2 separate regions of the Homo sapiens genome follow, and region 1 is linked to region 2. Evidence: chromatin loops called from intact Hi-C (ENCODE). Cell type or tissue: PC-3. All regions are shown on one strand. Links, peaks and the distances in the headings refer to the core of each region. The heading gives the core; the rest is flanking DNA. Region 1 overlaps CTNNA3 (catenin alpha 3). Region 2 has its middle 210 kb from the start of LINC01515.

Evidence for each region. A loop is a pair of places that touch in the nucleus more often than their neighbours do. Peaks named below come from ENCODE experiments on the same cell type or tissue, not always from the same donor. Only the 100,000 strongest peaks of a DNase experiment are listed, where the experiment ranks them.
Region 1: a loop joins it to region 2, with 4 times the contacts of the local background. A loop is called at or near these places in 3 of 110 quality-filtered maps.

Annotation. Positions count from the first base shown.
Region 1 is chr10:65,947,909-65,957,668 of GRCh38, forward strand. All of the region lies in intron 17 of CTNNA3 (catenin alpha 3), which reads right to left. Among named protein-coding and RNA genes, the nearest start is that of CTNNA3-AS1, 130 kb to the right of the region's middle. In PC-3, for the core only: a CTCF peak has its summit at 4,364; a DNase peak (open chromatin) is centred at 2,373.
Region 2 is chr10:65,354,647-65,364,406 of GRCh38, forward strand. No RefSeq gene overlaps it. Among named protein-coding and RNA genes, the nearest start is that of LINC01515, 210 kb to the right of the region's middle. In PC-3, for the core only: CTCF peaks have their summits at 4,112 and 8,368; a DNase peak (open chromatin) is centred at 4,115.

The sequences.
Region 1 (9,760 bases), core at 849-8,848, 590 kb after region 2:
AGCTGGTTGGAAGTATAAGTGAGGGTCCTAAAACTTGCATGAGACAAAGTCAATTTTGTAGTCAGTGATAAGAAATACCATGTGCGCGGCCAGGCGCGGTGGCTTACGCCTGTAATCCCAGCACTTTGGGAGGCCAAGGTGGGCGGATCACGAGGTCAGGAGATCGAGATCATCCTGGCTAACACGGTGAAACCCCGTCTCTACTAAAAATATTTTTAAAAAATTAGCTGGGCGTGGTGGTGGGCGCCTGTAGTCCCAGCTACTCGGGAGACTGAGGCAGGAGAATGGCATGACCCCGGGAGGCGGAGCTTGCAGTGAGCCGAGATCATGCCACTGCACTCCAGCCTGGGCAACAGAGCGAGACTCCATCTCAAAAAAAAAAAAAAAAAAAGAAAGAAAGAAATACCACGTAAGCGCATGCATGCACACCCCCCCCAACATAGTAGGTGCTCAATGTCTACACAATGTATGAATATATACATAGAAAGAGTATAGATCACTTTTTAAAAAACACTGAATGTTGCTAGAAAACTCAACCACGAATTGCCTGTGACCCAGGGCTTGACCAAAGCTTCCTTAAGACATCAAATATTGCAAAGAGACAACTTAATGCACTTATTCCCCTATGGTTGTCAGTGTTTTTTTTTGTGATTAGCTAGATCATCAGAAAGTAACATTTCCAGGTCATATTATTACCACAAATCCGTGCTAAAGAGCCTTCACTAAGTTGAAATTTAATGTAACTTCAGGTTTTATTGAGGGTCAATGAAGAAATGTCTATTTGAACATTTCTGTCTTTTACAGACCCCTAGGTTAGGACATTGTTACCATTTGTTACCATTTGTTATTCATGTTACCATTTGTTATTCAAATAATTACCATACACAATAAGTTTCTCTTTAAATTTGAAGCCTGAAAAAATGTTCTGTCTTAAGAAATGTCTATGCTGTCTATCAACAAGTAATGACAACTCTAAACTATAATTACTTATTAATTTCTAGTTAAGTTTACTCATCTAGAGTAACTAATTAATCCCAAAAGTCTTTATACTTTTGAAAATTCTTTAGAGCTTGTTTCTATTTTGAGTTTCAAATTTTTATATTTTTCTTGATTTCTGAAACTGTTGTAATTTTTCAGAAGCAGGTGGAAACAAACTCTATTTATGAAATAAAACTTCCTGTAATTTATTATTATTTTTTGCTTGTCTTTTCTTTCTGGCTGCATTTCTAGAGAACAAAGACCTTGCTTATTCATCTCTGCGGTGTTGTTTCAGAGCAGGCAAAATGAGAATAAATATATGTTAGCATGGAATGACACAAAGAGCTCTGAAAATAAAGCCCAAATTCACATTTTCGCTCCATCAGTTACTAACCATGTGACATTTGGCAAGTTATGTTCATTTATTAGCCTTTCTTTTCTTGTCAACAAAATATCATAAGTTTACTTGTAGCACTGTTGGGAGGATAGAGAATATATATAAATGTGTCAATAAGAGTATTCACCAAATCAGCAAATACTCCTGTCACCTTTTCTCCACCTATAAAGTGACAGTAAAGGACACAATGATGCTACTATTTGTCTCTTGAGTAGGTACCCACAAAGAGAGCCTGAGAGAAATTTACTCATGTGCTTTACTGAAGGTCTGTTCTCAGAAGGGGAGGGAAGAAAAAAGCATGGGGAGGTAGGGCCTGGAACTAATAAGAAAATTATTAATCTAAGTCTGAGACTAGCTTTACCTGACCTCAGAGCGGGTTGTGAAATTGTACAGCAGAGTTGGTTCCATCTTGAAGCAAGGAGCCTGAGCTTTATATCCTTCTCTCAGTCAGTTATTAGCGATTGGTTGTCAGAGCATGCAGGGGTGGTGGTGCATAACCACTCATACATAGTGACTCCTGCTTGGCTGACAACATTATCCAGAAGAAGGAGCAGCTGTGAGATGTTAGCAGCCAACACTCACAGTAGCAGGAAAATGGGCAACCAGGTAAAGGGATGGCCACTGGCATCAGAGTGGGTGGAGACTGGAAATGTTGTTAAACACTCTACAATGTTCAAGGAAGCCCCCCACAACAAAGAATTATCCAGCCCCCAAAGTCAATAGTGCTGCAGATGAGAAACTGTGGAACAGATGAAAGCATGAAAAAAATCAATGTTTAATAATTATTACTAGGAGTTATTGATTTGCTATTAATAACATTCAGACATTAGTAATCAAAAGGGAAAATATGGAATTTCATTGATTTTGCTAGGGAACACACACACACACACACACAAACAACCTCACAGTTTTTATCCTGTGACTTTAGTATTCTTTCATATTATGCAACAACAAGCATAAATTCAGCATGAGTCAGACTGAAATGACTACTTTTGCAAATATCATCCATACAGTCTTGTGCCTTTTTCCACATCTGCTTTCAGTTCTGCCTTATACATGCCTTTATAGATTTTGACGCCAGCACTTTACTATCCTAGAATCTACAGCTACTTGATTTTTTTTTTTGTCTTCTCTCCCCTTTTCTTCTGTGTTTTTCCCTGGCTTTCAGCTCAACTCGTGAACATCAGGATGTCTGCATCCAGCTCTGTTTTTTTCCTTCAGCTGCACTTTGCCTAATGGGGAATTTGGCACATTCCTATAGTTGTCAAATACATCTTGTTCACTTTCATGGCCTCTCATTTCATCTCTGGCTTTGAAGTTCTATAGTTCAGGTTGTTTAGCACACAAGAGAAATAATTAATCTCCTCCCTCTTTTCTAAGGATTGATAACAACCAAGCTAATTATTTACTCCAGAACAGAAATAATTGTTTATGCTAAGTTTTAAATTCAGGCAAAATTCCTTTTGAATAATATGGAACTATTTGACATATGAATAAGAATATAGTAATTATTGTAAGGAGTACATTTAACAGTAGAGACTCTCACATCACATCTATACTTTTTTTTATCTCCCCCCTTCATTTCTTTCCTTCCCATATCCAGGTTTGTGTGTGTGTGCTTCATCCAGATTTTTTTTTCTATCTCTGTAATTGCACAAAAGGGATCTAATTTCACAAAACAGATCACTGCCATTTGTGAGAGAGATACCACAGCAGTCTCAGTAAACCATGTCAAATCAATTCTCAAATCATAAACAATATATTGTACCATTTTGGTACACATGTACTTTTTTCTAGGTTTGCAATTAGCAGGTAACTCCTGAAGGAGCTGATCTCATTCTCACTGATGCAGATTGCTTAAGCAAAATTGGAGAAGCACCCTCTTAAAATCAATCAAAATGAAACAAAACTGCCTTCTGTAGCATAATATAATTTGTCAGTTGGTACTGAGAAGAGTAATTTGGATAGCAACTGTGAAGGGAAAGGTAAAACAAAGAAGAATAAGATCAGAGATTCTGATTTGGAAGGAACCACGAGGCTCATTTCATCCCAAACTTGATAGATGAAGAAATGGACCCAAAGAGATTAATGTCTAGACTATAACAGGTCTTATAATTTGGGGTCCAGCAGCTTTTCTATAGCCTCATGTTAGCTTCTCATTTTGAGGCTGAAGTGTCTGTTCTGATTAGTTCTTCTTAAGAATCCAGAATCATTAAATCATCACTATTATTAATACTGTGCTCTAGTCTGTGTTTCCCCACATCTTTCAATTAAAATCATTCCTTAGCTCTTGATGTATGTAGCAACCATCCTAGCAGGGTATGCTAATACCACCCACTCCTCTCCTACCTCCCACCCCTGTCATCTCAGCACTAAAGTCACCGAGAGGTCATAGGGCTTCATTTCAGTAGCAATGAAGTAAAGAACATGAGACCTAGAATGAAATAAAGAACATGAGATTCTAGGTCAGGCGCGGTGGCTTACGCCTGTAATCCCAGCACTTTGGGAGGCCGAGGTGAGCGGACCACGAGGTCAGGAGATCGAGACCATCCTGGCTAACACGGTGAAACCCCGTCTCTACTAAAAATACAAAAAAATTAGCCGGGCGTGATGGCGGGCACCTGTAGTCCCAGCTACTTAGGAGGCTGAGACAGGAGAATGGCATGAACCCGGGAGGCGGAGCTTGCAGTGAGCCGAGATGGCACCATTGCACTCCAGACCGGGCGACAGAGCGAGGCTCCGCCTCAAAAAAAAAAAAAAAAAAAATCCCTCACCTATTTCATTGTTTATAAAATGAATATGAGATAGATAGCTATAACATAAAGAGATTATTTCTAAGGTTTCTTCAAGTACCATTATAACTGAATGCATTGCACAATCAAAAAGAAAATCCAATTCATTGTAATATTAGTTTACCTAGATATCAAGGAAATGCCTTAGTCCACTTTATTACAATGCAATACAAAAGAAAAAAAGGAAGAACAGCACCCCCACATGCATTTTTTGAAGTATATCCTTTAAATTACTAAGGTCTGATTACTTCCATGTACCTCCTGCTTAAGATTAAAAGAAACAAAAAGCAACACTCAATAGGGTTGAATTTACTGAAGCATCTTCTTTCTTCTCTTTCCTTTTTCTTTCTTTTATTCCTCCTCTTCTTGCTTCTCCTCCTTTCCCTTTCTTCATTTCTTTTGCTTCTCTCCCTTCCACTTCATACTTCTTCCCGTCTTTCTTTCTCTATAAATATTCCAGTTAATTTTCCAATTTTTTTTTAATTTTCCCTGTTTTCTTTCTGTCTACAAATGATTGCAGTAGGTTCAGAAAGCTCATTAACTATTTTCCTTAATGCTTTAACAAAGCAAACACATTAACCTACTGTCATTCTGTAAGTACTTGATTGCCTACATTCTGTAAGCCCTCATGGCTCTTTTGGTCAATAGCTGAATTATTGCTGTTTCCTATCTTTCCTAATTGAATGAACATGGCCCCTTGATTTCTGTTGAAGCTGAGTTGCAGTTGCTTGGCGAATTTTCAGTCTTTCTGATCTTTCCCCTTTGACTGATTAGTTTTATTTATCATCCAGTTTTTTAAATTGTGGCTTTGGCACACCTGCCTCAGGCTAAGAGAACGTGATTAAACACATTAAAAGAAATCCACAGAACAGAGTGGTTACATAATTAATCAGTCTTGAGCAGTACCAAAAAAATGCTGACCCAAAAGCATGACATTTGGGGAAAGGGTAATTTTAAGAGTTTAAAAACATTCTAATGAATTGATTTTTGTTCCTGAATTTCCTTTTTCATATATACAGGCTAGAATATAACAATAGTTATTTCTTTATAGCAAGTCTCCTTTTACAAAATACAACAGTTTCCCACTAGGCGTGGTGTATAGGAATACTAGGTGAACAGTTGATGAAGAATCTGCTCCCTGATGAGAATGCCTTGAGGTAAGTCAGATACATTTTAATCTTCTTAGAGTTATATTTTTTATTCTATTTCTAATTTAGGACATTCATACATCAAGATGACTAGGGGAACTGAACTGCAACAGTATGTATTTTCCATAGAAATTTTTATATACTCACCTCTTTTTTTTTTAGTGTTTTTTCTTTTATTATACTTTAAGTTCTAGGATACATGTGCACAATGTGCAGGTTTGTTACATATGTATACATGTGCCAAGTTGGTGTGCTGCACCCATTAACTCATCATTTACATTAGGTATATCTCCTAATGCTATCCCTCCCCCCTCCACCCACCCCATGACAGGCCCCGGTGTGTGATGTTCCCCACCCTGTGTCCAAGTATTCTCATTGTTCAATTCCCACCTATGAGTAAGAACATGCAGTGTTTGGTTTTCTGTCCTTGTGTTAGTTTGCTCAGAATGATAGTTGCAAGCTTCATCCATGTCCCTACAAAGGTCACGAACTCATCCTTTTTTATGGCTGCATAGTATTCCATGGTGTATATGTGCCACATTTTCTTAATCCAGTCTATCATTGATGGACATTTGGGTTGGTTCCAAGTCTTTGCTATTGTGAATAGTGCCACAATAAACATATGTGTGCATGTGTCTTTATAGCAGCATGATTTATACTCCTTTGGGTATATACCCAGTAATGGGATGGCTGGGTCAAATGGTATTTCTAGTTCTAGATCCTTGAGGAATCACCACACTGTCTTCCACAATGGTTGAACTAGTTTACAGTCCCACCACCAGTGTAAAAGTGTTCCTATTTCTCCACATCCTCTCCAGCACCTGTTGTTTCCTGACTTTTTAATGATCGCCATTCTAACTGGTGTGAGATGGTATCTCACTGTGGTTTTGATTTGCATTTCTCTGATCGTCAGTGATGATGAATATTTTTTCATGTGTCTGTTGGCTGCATAAATGTCTTCTTTTGAGAAATGTCTGTTCATATCCTTCGCCCACTTTTTGATGGGGCTGTTTGATTTTTTCTTGTAAATTTGTTTAAGTTCTTTGTAGATTCTGGATATTAGACCTTTGTCAGATGGGTAGATTGCAAAAATTTTCTCCCATTCTGTAGGTTGCCTGCTCACTCTGATGGTAGTTTCTTTTGCTGTGCAGAAGCTCTTTAGTTTAATTAGATCCCATTCATCTATTTTGGCTTTTGTTGCCACTGCTTTTGTTGTTTTAGTCATGAAGTCCTTGCCCGTGCCTATGTCCTGAATGGTATTGCCTAGGTTTTCTTCTAGAGTTTTTACGGTTTTAGGTCTAACATTTAAGTCTTTAATCCATCTTGACTTAATTTTTGTATAAGGTGTAAGGAAGGGATCCAGTTTCAGCTTTCTACATATAACTAGCCAGTTTTCCCAGCACCATTTATTAAATAGGGAATCATTTCCCCATTTCTTGTTTTTGTCAGAATTGTCAAAGATCAGATGGTTGTAGATGTGTGGTAGTATTTCTGAGGGCTCTGTTCTGTTCCATTGGTCTATATCTCTGTTTTGGTACCAGTACCATGCTGTTTGGTTACTGTAGCCTTGTAGCATAGTTTGAAGTCAGGTAGCATGATGCCTCCAGCTTTGTTCTTTTGGCTTAGGATTTTCATGGCAATGTGGGCTCTTTTTTGATTCCATATGAGCTTTAAAGTATTTTTTTTCCAATTCTGTGAAGGAAGTCATTGGTATCTTGATGCAGATGGCATTGAATCTATAAATTATCTTGGGCAGTATGACCATTTTCACAATATTGATTCTTCCTATCCATGAGCATGGAATGTTCTTCCATTTGTTTGTGTCCTCTTTTATTTCATTGAGCAGTGGTTTGTAGATCTCCTTGAAGAGGTCCTTCACATCCCTTGTAAGTTGGACTTCTAGGTATTTTATTCTCTTTGAAGCAATTGTGAATGGGAGTTCACTCATGATTTGGCTCTCTGTTTGTCTGTTATTGGCGTATAGGAATGCTTGTGATTTTTGCACATTGAATTTGTATCCTGAGACATTGCTGAAGTTGCCTATCAGCTTAAGGAGATTTTGGGTTGAGACGATGGGGTTTTCTAACTATACAATCATGTCATCTGCAAACAGGGACAATTTGACTTCCTCTTTTCCTAATTGAATACCCTTTATTTTCTTCTCCTGCCTGATTGCCCTGGCCAGAACTTCCAACACTATGTTGAATAGGAGTGGTGAGAGAAGGCATCCCTGTCTTGCGCCAGTTTTCAAAGGGAATGCTTCCAGTTGTTGCCCATTCAGTATGATATTGGCTGAGGGTTTGTCATAAATAGCTCTTATTATTTTGAGATATGGCCCATCAATACCTAGTTTATTGAGAGTTTTTAGCATGAAGTGCTGTTGAATTTTGTCAAAGGCCTTTTCTGCATCTATTGAGACAATCATGTAGTTTTTGCCATTGGTTCTGTTTGTGTGATGGATTACGTTTATTGATTTGCATATGTTGAACCAGCGTTTCATCCCAGGGATGAAGCCTACTTGATCATGGTGGATAAGCTTTTTGATGTGCCGCTGGATTCAGTTTGCCAGTATTTTACTGAGGATTTTGGCATCAATGTTCATCAGGGATATTGGTCTAAAATTCTCTTTTTTTGTTGTGTCTCTGCCAGGCTTTGGTATCAGGATGATGCTGGCCTCATAAAATGAGTTAGGGAGGATTTCGTCTTTTTCCATTGATTGGAATAGTTTCAGAAGGAATGGAACTGGCTCCTCTTTGTGCCTCTGGGAGAATTTGGCTGTGAATCCTTCTGGTCCTGGACTTTTTTTGGTTGGTATGCTATTAATTATTGCCTCAATTTCAGAGACTGTTATTGGTCTATTCAGGGATTCAACTTCTTCCTGGTTTAGTCTTGGGAGGGTGTATGTGTCCAGCAATTTATTCATTTCTTCTAGATTGTCTAGTTTATTTGTGTAGAGGTGTTTATAGTATTCTCTGATGGTAGTTTGTACTTCTGTGGGATAAGTGGTGAGATCCCCTTTATCATTTTTTATTGCATCTATTTGATTATTCTCTCTTTTCTTCTTTATTAGTCTTTCTAGCGGTCTATCAATTTTGTTGATCTTTTCAAAAAACCAGCTCCTGGATTCATTGAATTTTTGAAGGGTTTTTTGTGTCTCTGTTTCCTTCAGTTCTGCTCTGATCTTAGTTATTCTTGCCTTCTGCTAGATTTTGAATGTGTTTGCTCTTGCTTCTCTAGTTCTTTTAATTGTGATGTTAGGGTGTCAATTTTAGATCTTTCCTGCTTTCTCTTGTGGGCATTTAGTGCTATAAATTTCCCTCTACACACTGCTTTAAATGTGTCCCAGAGATTCTGGTATGTTGTGTCTTTGTTCTCATTGGTTTCAAAGAACATCTTTATTTCTGCCTTCATTTTGTTATATACCCAGTAGTCATCCAGGAGCAGGTTGCTCAGTATCCATGTGGTTGAGTGGTTTTGAGTGAGTTTCTTAATCCTGAGTCCTAGTTTGATTGCACTGTGGTCTGAGAGACAGTTTGCTATAATTTCTGTTCTTTTACATTTGCTGAGGAGTGCTTTACTTCCAACTATGTTGTCAATTTTGGAATAAGTGCGACGTTGTGCTGAGAAGAATGTATATTCTATTGATTTGGGGTGGAGAGTTCTGTAGATGTCTATTAGGTCTGCTTGGTGCAGAGCTGAGTTCAAGTCCTGGATATCCTTGTTAACTTTCTGTCCCGTTGATGTGTCTAATGTTGACAGTGGGGTGTTAAAATCTCCCATTATTATTGTGTGGGAGTCTAAGTCTCTTTGTAGGTCTCTAAGGACTTGCTTTATGAGTCTGGGTGCTTCTGTATTGGGTGCATATATATTTAGGACAGTTATCTCTTCTTGTTGAATTGATCCCTTTACCATTATGTAATGGCCTTCTTTGTGTCTTTTTATCTTTGTTTGGTTTCAAGTCTGTTTTATCAGAGACTAGGATTGCAACCCCTGCCTTTTTTTGTTTTCCATTTGCTTGGCAGATCTTCCTCCATCCCTTTATTTTGAGCCTATGTGTGTCTCTGCACGTGAGATGGGTCTCCTGAATACAGCATGCTGATGAGTCTTGACTCTTTATCCAATTTGCCAGTCTGTGTCTTTTAATTGGAGCATTTAGCCCATTTGCATTTAAGGTTAATATTGTTATGTGTGAATTTGATCCTGTCATTATGATGTTAGCTGGTTATTTTGCTTGTTAGTTGATGCAGTTTCTTTCTAGCCTCGATGGTCTTTACAATTTAGCATGTTTTTGCAGTGGCTGGTACCGGTTGTTCCTTTCCATGTTTAGTGCTTCCTTCAGGAGCTCTTGTAAGGCAGGCCTGGTGGTGACAAAATATCTCAGCATTTGCTTGTCTGTAAAGGATTTTATACCTCCTTCACTTATGAAGCTTAGTTTGGCTGGATAT
Region 2 (9,760 bases), core at 483-8,482:
AGACTTGATCAGCACCTCCTAATTGACTAGCACATAGCTACAAGGAATTCACCACCAGATGATGATCTCCTGTAGAAGCAGCTGGGTGATCTGCACTGCCCTAGGCACTAGAGTAGAACTATAACCAAATAGGTTACCTATGTTAGAAAATTTCCATGGCATCTTGACAAAATTAAAGCTAAAAATGTCATTATAGCTACTTATTGGCTGTGTAAACAAAAAACGTGTAGGCACTGAAAACTGGGTAGAAGAGCACTGCTAAAATGTTTCTAAGTCACACACACACACACACACACACACACACACACTTTACTAACCAAACCCATGAGAGCTATTCTGTGTTTCTTCAAGTTGACTCTATATCCTTGATTTCATCTACTATGTGTCAATTTGTAGGTTAATTCCAATATGATTTTCAGGCCCAAATTTCCATTTCCATTTCCATATTGTTTTGTGGGAGTGGGAGTAGCGTGATTTCAAAGTCACATTTCCAAGTCAACTCTGTGTATATACAAGGAGGGAAGCAGTTAATTCTCTAATTGTGTGGGCAGTAAAAATAAGGACAAGGAAAATGGATCAAGCCGATAATGGAGGCAAGTCAGATGATAGATTAGGATAGGTGTTCAATCTGAAAACTTGTTAAAAAAATAGCAAGGCAAGGAGCTGAGTCATAAGCCTGAGAGGAAGACAAAAACAAAGAGAATTTGAAGACAGGGAAATACGTATGGTACTGCATGAGACCTAAAGAAACAAGTGTAAAAGATAAAGCCATAACAGGCTTATAATTCTTTCTTTGTCCAAGGCAGCAGGCACAATGAAACCAGCCTTGTTAATAGGCCTCCTGGGGGCCTGAGCTACCCCACATGGATACCTAGAATACCCCCTGATACAGCAAGTGGGTGCAGCTGCCAAGTGTTAGAAGTGTCTGATTTTTAGCTCTTTCATTGATATTTCCATCCTCTCTGTAAAAAGAAAAGCCAAGGCTCATCATGGGTATTTAAAAATAAATTGGGATGAATAGGATTTGGTCTCTAATGCACACTCAAACCACAAAGAGATACAGCAACTAATCTATGTGACTTGGTGAATAGTAAATGGCTTCTCTATCTCAGCCCTAAATTTCTCCAAGGTCTAGGGATAGTGGGACAGCACTAATTTACAAGTCTTCTGTAATGTATTAAAATATATACCATTATGTTTTAGGAAAAATATTTAAGGCTTTATTCAGCTATAAATACTAGTGTGGGATTTCATTAAGAAACATCGAAAATGATTTTTTGATTTGCTTTCTATGCCTTGATGGTTTCTAAAAGATAATCTATCTTAACAATGCATTTTCATGTTTTTATTTTTTAAATAACATCTATGAAGGAAAGTTGAGCTGAACCTTCAAGTTACAAGAAATAATGTGTCTTTTATGATCCCAATAACTTTTTTGACATTGGTCATTATTGATTATACTAAGTTATTACTAATTATACTAAGCATTCTTTTCTTTATAATACAGATTTTTAAATGCAACCATATATTATAAATTCAATTCATTTTATACATCCCATGTTGAGTTGTGTATTATTTTTATTAAATAGTTTGCATGTTTAATCTTTCTCATTTTGAGCTATTCTCCCATTTTATCTGACTTTTTAATGACAATGTTAAAATTCTATTGTTTAGTTATCAGTTCTGTATCTTAAAGTGATAGGTACATTTTATTTTCTGTAGAAAATAGAAACTGGAAAGTAGAAAATAGCAGAAAATAGAAAGAGTAGAAACAAGTAGAAAATAGAATATAGAAATTGCATGTGTGTGTAGGGATACAATCATAACAGGGTTAAATGAAGAAGCTCTTTATAACTGGATCTTGTAAGATTGACAGCAATTTTACAGGTAGTGATTGGAAGAAGAGGAGCCTTTTAGCCAAAGAGAGGGGCCGGGGGCAATGACTGTGATAGCAGTATTTAAACTGTGTTAGGTGGGGGACTTAAGGGAGGAGGTTATTATCGTTCTATATGTCGGAAATGATCAAAGCCCAAAAAAGGTAAGTGCAAGTAGAAAGAGATAGAAGGGTACAGATATTACAAAAGCAGAATATTTCTAGCTTCAAGGAAAAAATATAGGAGAAGAAGTACATTTTGTTAGTGGAATAGGTCTACAAATCATATTGCTTTCAATATCTACTTTATGACTTCCAAATCAGTAGTCTTAATCTAGACATTTTTCTTGGTCTTGGAAACGATTAGACACTTTCACCTAAATATTTCACAAGTATTTCAGATTAAATATTATCAAAGTTTAACTCCATCATTCTTTTTTTCTTTTCACCTCAATCCTGCTTCTCTGTTTTTTTTTGTGTGTGTGTGTGTGACTAAAGCTCTACTACCCTTTCTGCTTTTGAACCCAAAATCCTGACTATAACCCTTCATTTCTCCAGGCTTTGCTTAGAGCAGCCTGCTCAATCTCTCTCAGCCCTCTACCCTCTACTCTACTCCTCCTATTGGGGTGTCCAAGGGAGAGAATACAGTCATGGGTTCTTAGTTTCTGTTTCTGGTTGGACCAGTAAAGCCCCTTCCTCATCCCTCTTTTCTGCTTATCACTAAATAAAGAAACTAAAACCCATGGTGTCAGGCTGCTAAAAGCCTAAAACAAAACAGAACAGCAATAGCAACAACAAAACAAGTGTGTATTATTGTCTTATTTCAGGCATCATCATTGCTCACCTGAACTTACTCTTTACCTCCAGGTTCACATTTCCCTCTACTGCTTCTGGAAGATTTGGAATTGCAAGTTGTATCAAGAATCTCGCTTATTAAAGATCCACTAATAGGTCCTCACTGCCTTTGATGTAAAGTCAAAGCTTTACCCTACTCAAGAGTCTTCTTAATATGGTATCTTTTTTATCACCACAATATATGCACTGTATGTTATCCATCCAAAAAATAAATGCGGGTCAGAAAATGCCAGACCTTTTGATAAGACTGAAGTGGCAGACAGAAGATCAATGGTTGCCAGGGACCAAAGGTTGGGGGATCAGGGAACTTTTGTTTGTTTGTTTGTTTGTCTGCTTTCTGAGACGGAGTCTCTCTTTGTTGCCCAGGCTGGAGTGCAGTGGCACGATCTCAGCTCACTGCTACCTTCGCCTCCTGGGTTCAGGTGATTCTCCTGCCTCAGCCTCCCAAGTAGCTGGCATTACAAGCATGCACCATCACGCCTGGCTAATTTTTGTACTTTTTAGTAGAGATTGGGTTTCACCATCTTGGCCAGGCTGGTCTTGAACTCTTGACGTCGAGTGATCCTCCCGCCTCAGCCTCCCAAAGTGCTGGGATTACAGACGTGAGCCACAGTGCCAGGCCACTTTTTTTTTTTGAGACAGTCTCACTCCTCCTACCACAGCCTCCCCAACAGCTGAGAGCACAGACATGCAACAATGTGACTGGCTAATTATTTTTATTTTTTGCAAAGATGGAGGCTTGCTATGTTGCTAAGGCTGGTCTTGAATCCTGGGCTCAAACAATCCTCTAGCCTTGGCGTCCCAAAGTGCTGGGATTACTGGCGTGAGTTACTGGGCCCAGGCCATGAGTGAACTTTTTGAGGTGATGGCTAAGTTCATTCATGGTTTTTTTAGAGGTTCCATGACTATAAGTTTATAAAACTTATCGAAGTGTACACTTAATTTATTAAATTGTATTGCATGTGTTATACTTTAAAAATGATAACATCAATACAGTGTATAACTGAAACTCAAAGTAAGTTTGAAGAAAAGTATATTTTTAAAATATGCATTGCTATATGTAAATTCTTAAAAACATCTCTATCAAAAGACACAAATACCTCCAAAAATATTCAAAATTGTCCCTGAAGGGCAGTGTAACACCTCTGAAGTCTACTAGAATAAATCATTTAGTACTTTGCAGTATAGGTGAATTTGAGGAGAATATGCCTACATTTTGAAAGTAAATGAGGAGGTGGGAAAGGGAAATGATAATAGTTTGAACTCCATGTGGAAGAAAATCAAGGCACCCCAGCAAACAGCAGACACCAAAGACAGACATGCCATAGAGCCCTTCTTGAATTTTCCAGCTCAAACAACGCTCCCACTGAATGCAGCCACATGAGGGAGTCCAAGAGAAGCCAGCAGGGGAGCCAGCAGGCCATCTGTAGAATTGTGAAAAAAATAAATAGCAGTTCTCAGCAGTGAGAATCTTGGATGGTTTATTACATAGACATGGAAGACTGAAATACCCTAAATCAGGATTAGGGGCTGATTTAAAAATGTATAACATTTCATTTCAAAAATCTAAAACTTGTAACATTGGGGTTGGGACTGGTTAGGAATGGAGACAACAGAATAGCAACGAGATCGTGAGTGGAGGCTGGAAGGGCAGAGAGAAAACTGCCACTGGAGGCCAAAGAAAGGGAGACGATGTCATGTAGAAGGAAAAACAAAGTGGTAAAATGTCATCAGTGGTAAATAAAAATAGAGAATGTATGTAAGAAACTTGTGTATTTGGTTTAGGGGAATTTTAGGCAGACTGTTCATAGCATCAGCTATTTTTATTTTCTTTTAGACGTATACATTATGAGGTATGGAAAAAGAGTGATGAACAAATGAAGGAAGTGTTCATTTGTCAGGCAGAATTTGCAAATATAGGAATTCTAAGTCCAAAGCAAAATTGTGAGAAATAATAAATTGTTGTCTTAAGCCATGGTGTTCTGGGGTATTACAGGGAACAAAAGAATTGCCACAGCATTTATCATTAGATACAACACCAGAAGCCAAAATGCACTTGTTCTTAAATAAAATAATTTCTTCAAGTTAAGTTGAAGATAACTTGAGTAAAGTTTTGTTGTGTTATTTACATTAGTTTGAGCTATATGAATTTGCATATTATCAACCATTTTGTCTTACAAAAATGGTACTTTGATATGGTTCAACTTCATAGGTTTTCCTTACTTTCTCCAGTAAGCTACATCATGTTAATATACTCCTCTCTTTCCTTCCTTTCTTCATTTAACAAATATTTATTCAGTATTTTTAATGGAAAGTACTGTGATAACATAAAAATTCATTAGGCTCAAAAATTTTCACAGCATATTTATAATACAGTAAAATAAAATAATTATAGTATATTTATAACATACTTTATAGTATACAAAGCATTTCTTATTATTTTTTCCATTGTTATCTATACATTGTCATTCTGCAGTAGAGGGGCATAACAATGCATAATACTTCACAGCACTTATGACCTAAGTATATTGGAAAAGTTGCATAATTTACTAAACTCAATTTTCTCATCTGAAATTTACACTTCCCCTATATAAAAATGGAAATGAGAGTGACACTTCCTCTTCTAGCTGTTTTAAGGATTAATGAAAATAATGCATGTAAAGAATTTATAATGCTCAGTTCACTCACAGTAAGCTCCCAAAATGTTAGATCAAAACTTCTGCCCAGTAGTATTATTAAATTAGTATTATTACCTCACTCTTCTAACCATTTCACTGACAAGGAAAACAAGATTGGGTGAGTGTAATTGAAATTTTCATAGTAGCAGATCCAAGTTAAAAATCTATGCCTTTCTTTTGAATACCAGCCCAGTCTTTCCCTAGATCTTGAGACCCACCCTGGCCTTTTGACACCTTTAGTTAACTATTGTACTTAGATGTATTATATGTAGTAGAAATTCTTTAATTTGCCTGTATGTGTCTGAAACCTCCAATATTTGCCTCCCTCATCCTAAAATACATTGAGCTTGAGAAAACCTGACAAAGTTTGTCTTTGATGGACATTTAAACAAAATCTGTGTCTTATGATAGGAACAATAATGGATTAATTCAAATTTTACAGTTTTTTTTTAACCACTGTTTTAGCAGAAAACTTGAATAATGAATTTAGACAACATTTCTTTTCATAGCCAATTTTATATGTGAATTCATTGTCACATAGTATCTGGCTTCTGGCATGTGCAATACATATTTGTAAAGAACTATTTGATGTTATTAGATTATATTGATATTATCGTGTGCCTGCACTTAAATAAGTTGAGACTAATTTAATCTCATCACACATCGCAGGTCAGATTTTATTAAGATTATTCCCATAAAACATTTAAAAATAAAAGCTTAGTGCAGATTTCCTGAGATAAATGTGATATTTTAACATATCAAGACTGTGATGGTCAATTTTATGTTCCAACTTGATGAGGTTAAGGGATGCCCAGATAAACATTCTTTCTGAGTGTGTCTCTCAGAGTGTTTCTAGAAGAGATAGGTGATTGAGTCAGTAGACTGAGTAAAGAAGATTCACCGTCACCACTGTGGGGTTGGCATCATCCAATCTGCTGAAAACCTGAATAAAACAAAAAGGCAGAGAAAAGTTGAATTTGCTCTCTCTGCTTGTGCTGGGACATCCATCTTCTTCTGGCTTGGGACATCTGATGCTCCTTATTTTTGGACTTCGGAACTTACACCAGCTTGTCAGCCTTAGTCCTTGGGTGTTATATCATCAGCTTCCCTGGTTCTTAGGCATTCATCTTTCATCTAAATTACACTACCAACTTTTCTGCCTCTCCTTCTTGCAGATGGCATATCTAACTATTGTGGGGCTTCTTGGCCTCCATAATTGTATCAGCCAATTCTCATAATAAACCTCCTCATATATATCTCTCTATATACTCTATTGGTTCTATTTATTTGTAAAACTCGAATCCACATAAATTCCATGGTGCCTTTAGACTAATATTAAGTCGAAAGATTTTAGAGTCTATAGTCTAAAGACTAAAGTCTAAAGTCTAATGACTTTATATTTGTCTAAAGGCACCATGAAATTTATGTGTATATTTTTAAAATTTTGTTACAATGCCCTGAAAGTTTGCTAGAAACATATGCTGATATTCTATCACAAATAGAAATTTTGCAATGTTTTGACATAGTTCCACTCCCAAAGCATAAAAACAGGAGAGAAGATACTGTTACACTCTATGGTCTTCTTTGCTGTTTTCTCTCTTTGCAGCTCTATCCGAATCCAATCTATCCTGAGCAATAGTTTAGTCTTCCTACAGGCTGGGTTAATTATTTTTAAATATTCTTCTACCCTAGATCTTGGTAGATTATCTGACAATACTATTTTTACCACTTTCTTACTCCAAAATGTTCTAATGGCTTCCTAATTTTCATTGCTTTAAACCAAATTTATTCTCACTGACTTGCAAAGCCTCCCATTGTGTATTCTACTCTTACCTAATCAGTCTTACTTTTCACTCCTCCAAATTGTATCATATGTTTGGATATTACCAGTGCACTACTGTTGTGTAAATGGTTTACTATTTCTGTCTTAGTCTTTGATGATGATGCCTTCACTCATGTTGTCTTCCCCTTTAAATTCCTTCTACTAAGAGGCACACTCCAAATAGTGCTCTATGTTCTCCATCCCCTTACTGACCATTGTCTCATTAATTATTATTTAATGCTTCCTAGGAAAGTGACTTCATACTTACTCCACCCTGTACATTTTCTTCAGTAGGAGAAATGGTAATAAGGAATGCAATATGTGCTCGTGAACAAGGGTCATTGCAAATGCAGCCTTCGTTCATTATAACTGGGAATTCATCTATTTAACCCAAATGTAGTCTGTATATTTTAGGGGTTTGTCCACTGGGGCTGATACTTTGCTTTTTAAAAAATTTGTTTTCAAATCTCTGATTCTTTTTTATTTATGTATCTTGTTTTTTCTCATAAAACATTAAACCCGTTTAATATTTTTATCAACTATTACCGATTCCATAATTATCCAGTTAGTACCATACATATTTTATTCCTGTCATTTGTCATTTGATAAGTATTGCCTTCTATTCCTGAAAATAATTTGAGGGTATTTATTTTTTCTTCTAAATCATAACGTAAGGTACTTCAAGTCGAAGACTTTAGCTCATACTTCAAAGCTTAATAAATGCATAAATATTCAGGCTTGATTTAACTGCTATACCAATTTATAATTAGTTGTCCAGTTGTGAATTTTGACAACAATGTGCTATTTTATTTGCCACTTTTTATATTATTCGCTGCTCTAGAGTCTAAGAATCTTGAAGATCAGTATAATTTCTTAAAATTTTCCTGTATTGCCTTCCAGACTAGCTTTACGCTCATATTTGATACTTAAAACAAATTCTTAGTAGTTGATTCATTGACTGAATTAGAAATGAGTTATCTGACTGCAAATGAAATCCTAAGATAAATATTCAATGAAGCATGGTGCCAGTGTATCTAAATTTAATTTTTGATTTGTTAACTTGACATAAACCTTTGTGGATATGGATGATTAATGCTTTCATTTCTAAAATAATATAAATTTGTATTAATTGGCTTGAGTCTAAGAACATTAATTTAAGCATAATATGTTATTTGAATACAGCTGCTCGCCCACATGTGGCCATCCCCAGGATCACAACTGGCTTGGGTGAAATCCACATACAGAGTCTTACTTTTATTTTGTTGTTGTTGTTTTGATTTGAAACATAGAGTCTTGCTCTGTCACCCAAGCTGGAGCGCAGTGATGTCATCATATCTCACTGCAGCATCTACTTCCTGGGCTCAAGCAATCTTCCACTTCAGCCTCCTGAGTAGCCTCAACCACATGCATGCACCACCACGTCTGACTAAATTTTTGTTTTGTTTTTTGTAGAGATGAGATCTCACTATATTTCCCAGGCTGGTCTTGAACTTCTGGGTTCAAGTGATCCTCCTGTCTCAGCCTCCCAAAATGCTGGGATTACAGGTGTGAGCCACTGTGCCTAGCCAGAGTATTACTCTTCTTATCTCACTTTTGGGAAATCTATTCCTTACTATCTTTATTCCTCTCAAATATGCTACCTTGTCTCCATCTCTTTCATATGACTTTGACTATGCTTCAAATTTTACAAAAACAAGAGAGCTTATCAGTTATCAACTCTCTAAGGTTAGACATGTTTACCTATAATGTTATCTAATATGTATTGAAGTCAGAGATAGTGATATTCAGGCTTATATCAAAAAATTATTCTTTTATCTTTGATTTGGCTCTTATCCTCTTTCCAAATACTCAGTATCTTTATTTCATCAAATATTCTCTAGTATCTTCCTCTACATTTGTTTCTTTCTCTCTGCATAGAAATATGTTGAAAATGCTTCCATTCACAAAATATGTTATTTTGGTTTTAAATCTCTTCTACATGCCCTATCATTTTTCCCCTAACATTTTGGGAAATAGTAGCTTACACTATAAGTACTGAATTTGGTATATCCTGTTCCATCAATGATTTATTTATTTTAAGCTAAATTTTTACCTTACCAGGTCACTGAAAATATTTTAATTAAATTTTTAGTATGATAATCCAATGAGCATCTTTTAGACTTCAGTTTTCTTTATTTCATGGCAACATTTGTCACTACTGACCAGTGTTTCCTTCTTCAAACATATTTTTCTCCCGTGGTTTCTGGGATAATTTTCATTTTCCATTTACATTATACACCTCTGGCCATTTCTCAGTCTGCTCTGTGAATTCCTCTTTGCTATGCATTTTCATATCAACATTCTGCAGGAATCTACATTTTAAATCCTTCTTATCACACTGTATTCTTCTTATGAATTGATCTACATTCAAGGAGCAACTATGATCTATATTTATAATAGATAAACACATTTTATCTCACTTGAAAACATTAATTGATTGGTAGATTTTCTTTATTTACCTTAAAAATCAATCCATGGTTAAACTTGTTTATA